Linked DNA regions of Homo sapiens: region 2 is linked to region 1. Evidence: chromatin loops called from intact Hi-C (ENCODE). Cell type or tissue: PC-9. All regions are shown on one strand. Each heading gives the region's core, and the rest is flanking DNA. Links, peaks and the distances in the headings are about the cores only. Region 1 overlaps PITX1-AS1 (PITX1 antisense RNA 1). Region 2 overlaps C5orf24 (chromosome 5 open reading frame 24).

What was found. Hi-C counts contacts between places; a loop is a spot of excess contacts. Peaks named below come from ENCODE experiments on the same cell type or tissue, not always from the same donor. Only the 100,000 strongest peaks of a DNase experiment are listed, where the experiment ranks them.
Region 2: a loop joins it to region 1, with 4 times the contacts of the local background. A loop is called at or near these places in 2 of 110 quality-filtered maps.

The regions. Positions count from the first base shown.
Region 1 is chr5:135,201,127-135,207,551 of GRCh38, forward strand. All of the region lies in intron 3 of PITX1-AS1 (PITX1 antisense RNA 1), which reads left to right. Among named protein-coding and RNA genes, the nearest start is that of LINC02900, 44 kb to the right of the region's middle. In PC-9, for the core only: CTCF peaks have their summits at 2,647 (motif pointing left), 2,960 and 3,326; a DNase peak (open chromatin) is centred at 2,635.
Region 2 is chr5:134,848,734-134,855,158 of GRCh38, forward strand. It overlaps C5orf24 (chromosome 5 open reading frame 24), which reads left to right. Exons shown (of 2, transcript NM_001135586.1): 2 at 6,165-6,425. The coding sequence starts at 6,168. Among named protein-coding and RNA genes, the nearest start is that of C5orf24, 6.0 kb to the left of the region's middle. In PC-9, for the core only: a CTCF peak has its summit at 2,792 (motif pointing left); no DNase peak of the experiment used is centred there; H3K27ac peaks cover 327 bases.

The DNA.
Region 1 (6,425 bases), core at 937-5,936:
TCTTGCAAATTAATTTTTCCATATGAACCTTACTATCAACTTGTCTGGCTACAGAAAAAAGCCATTTAGAATTTTTAAGGCATCATATTAAGTTTATAAATTAACTGAGTAATTTTATAACTGTTTATAAATTAAATTTATATCATTAATTTAATGATGAGACATCCTGACTATGAACAAGGGGTATCTTTTGCATTTATTCAAGTCAACTTTTATGGTTTTTAGGAGGGTGTTATGGTTTTCTTTGTATAGGTTTTCAACATTTCTTGTTAGATTTATTTCTGAGTATTTTATTATTTTCATTGCTATTATAAATGGAAGTTTCTTTTCTGTTTACATCTTATAATTAGTTATTATTTGTGCCTATAAAGGCCACTGACTTTTAGTGTTTATTTTATGTCCTACTGACTTGCTGAATATTTTACTGTTTGAGTTAGTTCAGTGGCTCTCAGTATATGGTTTGGGTACCCTTGGGGGTTCCTGAGATTTTACTAGTGAATTCACAAGGTCAAAACCATTTTCATGTTACTAAGACTCTCATATTTATGATACTAAGACATAATTTTCCCTTTTAACTTTCATTCTCAAGTGTACAGTGGAGTTTTCTGGAGGCTATGTAATGTGTGCTATCATAATAGATTGACTACAGAAACATGAAAATCCAGCCGTTTTCTATTAAGCTCAACAATAAAGAAATATTTAAAAATGTAAAATGTTGTCATTCTTCTCACTGAAAGTTTTTGTTTATGGTTATTTTTCAAAAATATGCATTTATATTCTTACTTTAAAATTAATATTTAACATTTTCTCAGCTTTAGTTTCTAATCTGTAAATATCAATAGATATAACCCACATAAACAAAAGCTCTTTGAGGTCCTTGATTTTTAAGAGTGTAAAGGAATTTTGAGAATAAATGTTTTGAGAACTTGTGAGTTTTATCATTTATTCTTTAGGATTTCTTGATAAATTACTGTGTCCTCTGCAATAGAGTTAGTTTTTTGTCTTCTTTTCTAATCCTCAAGCCTCCTTTTGTTTTCTCTTGTCTATGTTAGCTAATACTTCCAGCACAATGTTAATAGCGGAAAAGTGCCTTGTTCTTTCCTTTTGTGGGAATACCTCTAGTGTTTCCATATTAAGTAGGATGCTGAGGTGCTGATTGTATTGTTTTATTTACTGAGTTTCTTTCTCTATTTGATGTATTTTCATTGTTGTCTAAAAATTCTTTTGGCATTTAGAAAGGCTTATGTTTTTGATCTAGTGGTTGCCATCATATTTATACCTTTTATAGTGCCCTTAATTCTCCCCTTTCTTAAACTTTTACTATCTAGTCTGTCAGTTTTACATGATATCCTTTGACTCTCACCTGTTACCTAAACGACAATCAATGGTCATATTTTGCTTTCTCCTTTGGTACTATTTTAAGATTACATTCTTTCTACTTTGTCAGAACATGTCATATTTACAGAATCTTCTGATACCATGACCCCACCCTAGTTTTAATCTTAGCTCTGTAATTAAATGTATTAAATGATTATCGGTTCTTTTGCAGAAGCTCCCCCAGTTATCACTTGGTTGGATGAAGGATGGATATAAAATCCCTACTCACTATAAAATCCCTACTCACTGCCAGGAAGTACCTTCCTGGCAGCCAGTACTGTGAACTAAGTTTCAGACTCATGTTCATTATTTTGCATTTAGTGCTATACTTTTTACCTCTCTGGGGTGATTCAGAGTTTCTTGAAAATGCTGTTCCACTCTTACCCAATTCCGTGTGTTGTTCTTAGAAAGCCTGAGGTCAGCCTACATTTTTTATCAGAATAAAATTTGACCTTTTTGCCTGAAAGTCATGAAGATTTTTTATTTGTCATAAAAATCTAGTAGTTTTACTAGGATATGTTTCAGAGTTGTTCATTCTAGATCATTTCTCCAAGCCACACAGTGGACCTTTTCATTATGTTGATTTAGGATTTATCTTATTTCTGGAAAGTTTTCTTGGGTTATATTTCAAAATATTTCTATTTTATTGTTTTATTTTTCTTCTTCATGGACTCCAATTATACATAGGTTAGCTCATCTTTGCCTGCCTTCCATTTCAACCACTTTCGCTGATTTTTTTTAACCTCGTTCTCAATTCATTTTCATTTGGTTTTTGTTTTACTACCTTTGTAAATGCTCCCTATTAAATTTTCATTTGAACTTATTCTCTCTTGGGCACATTGTAATTTGTTCTTCATTTCTGAAATAGTTTTGGTCTTTTTCTTAAATTTATTTCCTGAAATTGATCAACTCCCATTGCATTTCTTCCTGATTTTAAAAGGTTCTCTTCTAAGTTTTAAATCTCTGATTCTAGTTTTTTTAAACAATATTCAAATACTTATTTTATAATATTTAACTCAGTTTGGAATGTTACATGACAGTTTACTTCTGCTTCATGGTTGATTTTCTTTGTGGGGGAGAATTTTAATTAGTTGAAATGTTTTGGTGCATATTTTATCTTTAAAAAAAAAAATCAGCTCCACTGATTAGCCGAGGAATACTAATAACAATGTGGAGTTAGTACGAGTTTTCCCTTTATTCCTAGGCATTTTGTGGTGAGTGCCTATTTCAAGAGTGCCCTCTTCTGTCAATATGATGAAGTGCAGTTTATTGAATGAATAGAGGGAGTAGGAGGGCTTGTCTTGTTTTCTGTCTTTTTTTTCCCCTGCAGTATGCTTAATTTCTTCTTTTTCTTTACTGCCATATCTCTAAGAGACACCTATTTTCTATTTATTTTCTTCTCTTCCCAAAAGCAGTGCTTCTCTGACATTGTCACTTCTGACCCTACTCACTTTCAAGTACCTTCCTGACGGCCATTACTGTAAACTACGAAGTTCCAGACTTATGTTCATTATTTTGCATTTAGTGCTGTACTGTACCTCTCTGGGGTGATTCTGTTTGTCTTGTTTGTTCTCTCTCCTCCTTTTGTTTCCATGGAATTTCTTAAGACTCCCGTTTCCTGCCTTCTACACCTACAGATTTCCAGTAATGGTAGGTGCTTTGTTAGAATTTGGTACTTCTCTACTGAAATGTAATTTGGAATTCATAGTATTATGTGACTCCTAGTAATGACAAAGACATGAGTCATACATAGATTTTATTTTTGCTTGTTGTTTTTTCCCCTTTGTTGATGTTAATTTTTTTTTTTAAGCTGTTTGAAGTGGTTTGGATTTAGGAAGCCACCATTACCTTTCAGACTTATTGCTCTTTAAACAGTGAAAACATTGGTTTTCAAAGGAATCTTTGTCATTTCAACAAATGCTTTAAAAATTACTTGGATTAATATAGTTGGTGTTGGTAAGACCACCGAATGTGTTGATCATGTTTTCACTTATTTTCAGTGGGAGAAATGCCCCCTGGTGGAAGATTTTAGAAATCTTTTCCTACAGGAGAGGATGCAAACCTCTCTTGGGAGAGAGGAGGCCCTTATGGAAAGAGAATTGTTTCTCTTTTAAAAAATAATTTTAATTTTAATTTTTAATTTTTATTTTAAAATTTTATTTTTTTAGGTTCGAGTGTACATGTGCAGGTTTGTTACATAGGTAAACTCATGCCGTGGAGGTTTGTTGTACAGATTATTTCATCGCCCAGGTACTAAGCCCCAGTAGTACCCAATAGTTATCTTTTCTGCTCCTCTCCCTCCTCCCACCCTCCACCCTCAAGTAGACCCCAGTGTCTGTCGTTTCCGCCTTTGTGTAAAAACACTTGTCCTGTGGAAGTCATTTCAATTTTAATGCTAGCATTTTCTACCATTCCTTAGGGTTCAAGAACTCCTGCTCTCATCTATGAGAAGCTGGTCATTGGCATATTGTTAAGTATTTAGTACTTTTCTTTTAAGCATTAAAAATAGTCAAAGTTTTTACATTTTGTATCTTGGTAGAGATTACTTGTCCGAGCCGCCTTCTCTTCACCTTTACAGTTAAGAAGAGCTTTGGTGGCTGCTAACTAGGGAATCACAAAATCAGGAGATTGTCTTTCCAGTGAAGTAACCACATATTGATTCCTTCTTGGAGTGGCTGATTTGGTGTCTCCATCAGGGGTTTCTTAAGGCTTTTATTACTCAATTTCCAATAATTGCCTTTTTTTTTTCCCTAAAGGAATCTTCAAAACAACTGAAAGTAGTATAGGCAAAGATTTCTTGAACAAGTTGCTAAAACTATTAATCGTACAAGAAAATAAGCTTATACATTAGACAACATTAAACCTACAAACTTTTCCTTATGAAAAGACAGCATTAGGAAAATGAAGAAGCAAGCTACAGCATAGAAGATACTTGCAAAACCTACAACTGATAAGTGACTTGTGTATGTATATAACAACTTTTACAAACTGATAAGACAAAGAGGACAGCCCACTAGAAATATGTGCAAAAGACTTGAAAAGGTACTCCATAAAAGGATATGCAGATGGCCAAAAAATAAGAAAAACTGTTTGGCTTAATTAGTCATTGGGGAAATGCGCATTAAAAGCACAATGAGAGACACAACACATCAACAAGAATGACTAAAGTGAAGCAAAGCAACCCAGAAGATACCCAGGTGTTGGCAAGGATGTTGAACACCAGAAATCTCATACGCTTTGGATAAGTTAAACATATGTCTTCTTATGACCCAGACATTCCATTCTATGTGTACAACAAACAGAAATGCATACATATGAACCTCAAAAGACATATGGTATAATGTCCATAGTAATACCATTTGTAATAGCTCCAAATTGGAAACCACCCAAGTTCCCATCAAGAGTGCATGGGTAAGTGAATTGTGGTTTAAATTCATACTATGGAATACTATACCGTAGTGGAACTAAACAGTCCACAATTATATGTAACAATATGGAATGAATCTCACAAGTATAAAGTTGTCCTTCAATAAAAAGTAGAAACAAAACAAGGAAACCAAGGGACAAAAGTAGCTGGGTGAAAACTAGAAGCTGATGCTCAGATGGGAGGTATTCCTGTGGCTTTGTGTTTGTAACAAGATCCTCCACATTCAAAACAGGTTGGCAAGGACTTCCAGTCTTAGTTGGGCCCCCAGCCCACTGAAGGGGCCAACAGGGCCACCTGGCCAGCCTCTGAGCCGTGGTTCTGGGGCAAACAGGAGGGGGAAAGCCTTGGCCTGGATAAAATCTAAAAACAAAGACAGGGTCTCTTCACCATCAGAAGTTCTAGTTTTGAGAATTTCTTTTTGTTTTTAATTAAATTTTAATTACCCAGGCCATATAGAAATATAGTTTCTTGTAAATTTAAAACATACGATGTCTTGGGTTTGCCTTAAAATAATATAGGGCTGGGAAGTGGGTAGGCCCATGGTTGAAACAAGATTGACCATGAATTGATGATTGTTGAAGCTGGGAAATGGATACCTGGGACCTTGTTACGCTATTCTGTTTTTGCCTGTGCTTGAAATTTTCCATGATACAAAGTAAACACACGAGCATATAATTACTGCAAAGGCTAATGCCACTATAGATCGCCAAGCCTCAGCTACCAGTGCCTGCTGCTCTCTTCCTCCACTGCCCCCTCAGTGGATAACTTGAGTGTTGTCTTGGGAGGAAACAGATGGCACATTCTAACTAGGATAATTTTACTATAAGGACAAGATTGTAAAGTTGTGGGCAGGGGAATCCACAAAGCATAGTGCGGCACTCCAGGGCTTGCTACAGCAGAAAGCCTTTCTCACCTTAGGCCCAAAGAACAAGAACCTGGAAGAGGAGAGTGTGGGCACCTTGAAAGGAGCCATAATCTTTGGCTGAGGGAAGTGGCCAGTTTTTGGAGACCTCCTGGTGGGAGGACTGGGAAAATAACTACTTTTGCACCAACCTAGTAAGTATTCCAACCTCATTCTCTCCCCTTCCTTTGGTCTCCTGCTGGTGCTGCAAGGCAGCCCACTGATGCAGTTCATATAGAGCCACCTCCTGGGGCCCAGAGGGTGGATCGTGGCCCTGCAGGGGCAAGTGGAAGATATCTGATAGAGGGTGGGTCTTGTCAGATGTTTTTCCGTGCATTTACGTATGTGTCTATGAATCCAGAGACAGTATGTGGTTTTGTTTTCATTGCTTGTTTGATATCCATGGGATCATACAGCATGCTTCATTCACAACTGTGGCTCTTACTCGTCAGTGCCCCAGTGTTCTTCCTGTGCCAGTACATCAAGATCAGCCTTGTTCTGTTCTTGTGGCTGTTGCTGTTCCACAGTGTGAACATGATGTAGTTCATTTTGCCATTCCCTCTTGGCAGAACTTAAGTTGCTTCCTTCTTGAGAACTTGTTGTCTTCCCTCTGGGAGCTCTCTTGCCATCTTGGGAACATCTGGGAAGGAAGTTGCCATATGCAATATATCGTTTGCTCCCATGGAGTCTCATGCATGGCTGAAAGCTTTTTTTTTTTAT
Region 2 (6,425 bases), core at 468-5,467, 350 kb before region 1:
GCGGATCACCTGAGGTCAGGAGTTCGAGACCAGCCTGACTAACATGGTGAAACGTCGTCTCTACCGAAAATAAAAAAATTGGGCGTGGTGGCATGTGCCTGTAATCCCAGCTACTCAGGAGGCTGAGGCAGGAGAATCGCTTGAACCCGGGAGGCAGAGGTTGCGGTGAGTCAAGATTGCACCATTGCACTCCAGCCTGGGCAACAAGAGTGAAACTCCGTCTCAAAAAAAAAAAAAAAAGAGGCTGGGCGCGGTGGCTCACGCCTGTAATCCCAGTACTTTGGGAGGCTGAGCGGGTGGATCACGAGGTCAGGAGTTCAACACCAGCCTGGCCAACATAATGAAACCCCATCTCTACTAAATATACAAAAATTAGCTGGGCGTGGTGGCACATGCCTGTAATCCCAGCTACTTCGGAGGCTGAGGCAGGAGAATCGCTTAAACCGGGGTTCCAGAGGTTGCAGTGAGCCAAGATCAAGTCACTGCACTCCAGCCTGGGCAACAGAGCTAGACTTCGTCTCAAAAAAAAAAAGGGAGTGTTTCAACAATAGTTAGCTCGGAAGTGGGAGGAGGAAGGCATTATGGAGTGCAGGGTTAAGCTCACATGCAAATACTTTTTATATAAACATAAATATGCTGCATGTAAATATATAGTGATGGTTATGCACATAAGCATCTAATAGTGCTGATTCCCAACTTAATAAAGTTGAAGTCTGAAAATAGGAAAGGATTGGTTTTAGTTCTGTTTGCGTTTTTAAAGTTAATTATTTACGAGTAATTCTCATATTAAATTCCTTGTCCAGCTTGTTTATTAATTATTAAGTAGAATACTGTACTGATTTCTTGGCAGTAGCAGGGAAGGAATATATAGAACATACAGAAGCCCTGCACTTCAGAAATGTTAAGTCAGTGTCTTTTTTTTTTTTTTTTTTTTTTTTTTTAAAGAGAGAGTCTCACTCTGTTGCCCAGCCTGGAGTGCAGAGGTGTGATCTCAGCTCACTGCAACCTCTGCCTCCCGGGTTCAAGCAATTCTGCTGCCTCAGCCTTCCGAGTAGCTGGGATTACAAGTGCATGCCTCCATGCCCAGCTAATTTTTGTATTTTTTGTAGTGACGGGGTTTCTCCCTGTTGGCCAGGCTGGTCTCGAACTCCTGACCTCAAGTGATCCACCCGCCTCAGCCTCCCAAAGTGCTGGGAGTACAGGCGTGAGCTACCACACCTGGCTAAGTCAGTGTCTCATTATCTTTCCATTGGAATAAATAGCTTTACTCTTGTCAATTTGTGCTTAGAATAGTGTTTTGCATGGAGTTGGCCCTCAATAAATGTGAGTTATGTCAGAACTAAATTTACATAATACAAACTAAAGGCATAAATTCTGGACAATATTGAAGGAATGAAGAAATGGAGATATGTGGTTTTTTGTTTGTTTTCTTTGAGATGGAGTTTGCTCTTGTTGCCCAGGCTGGAGTGCAGTGGCATGATCTCGGCTCACTGCAACCTCCTCCTCCCAGGTTCAAGCGATTCTCCTGCCTCAGCGTCCTGAGTAGCTGGGATTACAGGCATGTACCACCACGCCCAACTAAATTTTATTTTTAGTAGAGATGGGGTTTCTCCATGTTGGTCAGGCTGGTCTCAAACTCCCGACCTCAGGTGATCCACCCGCCTTGGCCTCCCAAAGTGCTGGGATTACAGGCGTGAACCACCATGGCTGGCCAAGATGCATGCTTTTTAAAAATTGCAAGTGTTTTTTTTTTTTTGAGTTGGAGTTTCGCTCTTGTCTCCCAGGCTGGAGTGCAATGTTGCGATCTTGGCTCATTGCAACCTCCACCTTCTGGGTTCAAGCGACACTCCTGCCTCAGCCTCCCGAGTAGCTGGGATTACAGGCGTGCACCACTACACCAGGCTAATTTTTTTTTGTATTTTTAGTAGAGACGGGGTTTTACCATTTTGGCCAGGCTAGTCTCAAACTCCTGACCTCAGGTGATCTGCCTGCCTCAGCCTCCTGAAGTGCTGGGATTAGAGGCATGAGTCACCATGCCCAGCCGCACGACTAATTTTTTAATGGTATGTTTTTTTCAGTGTGGATTGATATCTGAGTCAAGGATAGTGGCATTTTGCCTCTAAAAGCCTAACATAATGTAAGCTGAGACTGTATATCCTGAGTTCTCTGATAGATTATGAATGTTCATATATATATATATATATACACACACACACACACACTACACACACATACATATTTTATACATACAGAAATACATATATTTATTTATTTATTTATTTATTTATTTATTTATTTATTTTTGTTACCCTCCTGGTAAGTCACAGAACTTTTTTTTTTCCCCCACAAAATTTTTGTAAATTTTTGTATTTTTAGTAGAAACAGGGTTTTGCCATTTTGGCCAAGCTGGTCTTGAACTCCTGACCTTAGGTGATTTTCCCGCCTTGGCCTCTCACAGTGCTGGGATTGTAGGCGTGAGCCATCGTGGCCATCCTGGTTGTCTTTACTAATTCTGGCATTTGCTTTTCTTCCATTTGGAAACCAAATCTATTTGACTTTGCAGTAAGAAAGAATTTGTGGATATTTGGTGAGGAAGAGGCTAAAAAGGTGAATAAAAACTTAAGTGAGAATATTTTAAGTTGGGTCTGTGTTTTCATTTTAGTATAATCAAGTGATTTCATGGTGAAGGGTGGATTCCCCGCCCCCCACCCCCCAGGGAACATTTGGCAATGTCTGGAGAAATTTTTCATTGTCAAATATTTAGGGGAAGGGAGAGAGGTGTTGCTACTGACATCTAGTGGGTAGAGGCCAGGGATGCTGCTAAACATTGTACAATGCAGTGGACAAACCACAACAAAATTATCTGACCCAAATGACAGTGCTGCTATTGAAAAACCATGGTATGCTACATTGTAAATTGTTGGTTCTGAAGTTGAATCATCAAAAGTCATATTTGGCTAACCATTTCCTAATGTGTGACCCTGGCAGAATGCTTAAAGTCTGTAAAATAATATTGTATGTTCCTTATAGGCTTGTACTGAGGATTAAATCAGATAATGTGCAAAGAACCAAGCTTATTGCCTGGCACATAACAAAATCCTAAAAAATTGCTAACTTTCAGCCAATACTATGTTTGGAACTCATCTTGAGAGTCTCCTTTTTTCTCATCTGAAATTAGAATTTGAGCTAGTGAAATGATAATTAATAATCTAGTCCTTTTTGTTTTGAGACGGAGTCTTGCTTGTCACTCAGGCTGGAGTGCAGTGGCACGATCTCAGCTCACTGCAACCTCTGCCTCCCGGGTTCAACCAATTCTCCTGCCTCAGCCTCCTGAGTAGCTGGGACTACAGGCACGTGCCATCACGCCCAGCTAATTTTTTGTATTTTTAGTAGAGACGGTGTTTCACTGTGTTAGCCAGGATGGTCTCAATCTCCTGACTTTGTGATCCGCCTGCCTCGGCCTCCCAAAGTGCTGGGATCACAGGCGTGAGCCACCGCGCCTGGCCAATAATCTAGTTCTTGTATCTGTGGGGAATGAGTGAAAAAATTATTCCACTTAATATTTGTGTTTAGCCCAGTCTTGTTTTATGTTCTCAAGTCTAAAAAGCTTTTGCCATAAACAAGTAGCTTCTCACTGTAGATATTTTTCCATCAAATTGAGACTTTAAGCCAGCTTGCCAATTGCTCTGTTGATTCTCAGCAAATGTTTCATAATTTAACAGAATTTGATTCTGTGACTTCATGCTCATTTCCTTTTGCCTTTACAAACTAAAGTAAGTTTACAGTGGTTTTCGCTAACCTTATTACCTGTTTGCAGCCTCTAGGAGTAACTGTTTTCATAACTGAGGTTTTGGTGCACTCTCACATGTATGAAGGGTGCACACAAATATCTCCTAACAACTTGAGGCTGGACCTTAATATACATTTGTGACTCTTTATAAATCCGAATTGGAACCCATATCTTTATCTCTTTTACCTCATCACAACATAATACTGTAGTCTCTATAAAACTGTCATTTCCAGCCAGGCACGGTGGCTCACGCCTATAATCCCAGCACTTTGGGAGGCCAAGGAAGGCGGATCACCTGAGGTTGGGAGTTCAAGACCAGCCTGACCAACATGGAGAAACCTCATTTCTATTAAAAATACAGTCCGGGCACGGTGGCTCACACCTGTAATCCCAGCACTCTGGGAGGCCGAGGCAGGCAGATCACGAGGTCAGGAGATCAAGACCATCCTGGCTAACACGGTGAAACCCCATCTCTACTAAAAATACAAAATATTCGCCGGGCGTGGTGGCGGGTGCCTGTAGTCCCAGCTACTTGGGAGGCTGAGGCAGGAGAATGGCGTGAACCCGGGAGGCAGAGGTTGCAGTGAGCTGAGATCGCGCTACTGCACTCCAGCCTGGGTGACAGAGCAAGACTCAGTCTCAAAAAAAAATAAAAAATAAAATGAAAATACAAAATAAAAATAAAAAATTAGCCAGGCGTGGTGGCACATGCCTGTAATCCCAGCTACTCGGGAGGCTGAGGCAGGAGAATCGCTTGAACCCAGGAGGCGGAGGTTGCGGTGAGCCAAGATTGTGCCATTGCACTCCAACCTGGGCAACAAGTGCGAAACTCCACCTAAAAAAAAAAAAAAAAAAAACCTGTCATTTCCTCTGTCTAAATGATATGGCTATTTAGAGCTAGTTTGTTGTGGTAGTGGTTTTAATAAGTCCTTTATATAAAAAAAAAAAATCACAGGGATGTCCTTACAGACAAAATAGAGACTTTGGACCTTCTTCTTCTTCTTCTTTTTTTTTTTTTTTTTTTTTTTCTATTTCAAGAGCAGGAATCTTGCTATGCTGCCCAGGCTTGTTTCAAACTCCTGGGCTCAAGTGATCCTCCCACCTCAGCCTCCCTTATAGCTGATGCCACCATGCCTGGCTGGACTGTTCTTTAATAAGTCACAGGGCTTGTGGTGTAAGGGAAGATGATCCACACTGTATTTATGATCAAGGGAGAAAGCAATGTTGTACATTCAACTTTTTGTCTTGATAAATACACCTTACAAATAGGAGGTATTGGCTGGGTGCGGTGGCTCACGCCTGTAATCCCAACACTGTGGAAGGCCGAGGCGGGCAGATCACGAGGTCAGGAGTTCGAGACCAGCCTGACCAACATGGTGAAACCCTGTCTCTACAAAAGTACAAAAATTAGCCGAACATGGTGGCAGGCACCTGTAGTCCCAGCTATTCAGGAGGCTGAGGCAGGAGAATCACTTGAACCCAGGAGGCGGAAGTTGCAGTGAGCTGAGATCGAGTCACTGCACTCCAGCCTGGGTGACAGAGCAAGACTCCATCTCAAAAATTTTTTTAAAAAAGGAGATACTTTATTATGGTTGTTATCCATATTTTTGTAGTATAAGTCTTAAGCATTTGTATAATGTTCACTCATTTTAGCTAATGGAAACCTTTGTTTACCTTTTGTATTGGTACTGCCTTCTGTTGGAATGGAGGATGTTTGAAGGGAGTCAGTACCTTGGGCCAAGAGATTGTATTCTTTACACTTGATCTTAGCCAAAAGGCCAAGAAGCAGTAGAGATTGTGTTCATTGCTTGGCACATGCTGTCTTTTGTGAAGTGTAACATATACTCAGGGTTCTGTATAAATAATAAATTACAATAACGATGGAGTGTCCATCTTGTGGAAACTGTTGTCAGGCCAGAAGTATGCATGTGAGAAATACAATAAAAGGCCAACAGGAGGCATTCTAAGAACATCAGGCAAACTGAAAAAAAGAATTGTGTTAATAAGAGTTCTTGGCTTTACTATTATTCTTTTGAGGTTTAGTAATCTAGAAGAGAAAAGCCCACAGAATAGAACATTTGTTTTTGACTTACACACTTTTCTGGTTCCTAATTGGAGAGCATTATAGCTATGAAATCAGTATTATAATAGAGTTATCTTGTATGATGTTTGTCCCATGATTAAATTGAGAAGAAGTGTCCTTGAATCTGCTGATGTGTGTTTGTTTATAAGTGGTCTGGAGTCCTGCCTGTTAGCCTAATTTTATGTAGCCTGCATAGTTGTTGGAAGACAGACTGTTTTCTCACTGAATGCTGCATACAGGTATGTATTTGTGTGTGTGTATTTATATATATTTGTCTTTTATTTTTGGTAGAAAATGATGCATCCTGTTGCCAGCAGTAATCCAGCTTTCTGTGGGCCTGGCAAGCCTTCCTGCCTCAATGAAGATGCCATGAGAGCTGCTGATCAGTTTGACATATATTCCTCCCAGCAAAGCAAATACAGCCACACAGTCAACCACAAACCAATGGTTTGTCAGAGGCAAGACCCATTAAATGAAACACACTTGCAGACTACAAGTGGCAGAAGCATAGAAATAAAAGATGAACTAAAGAAAAAGAAGAATCTCAACCGA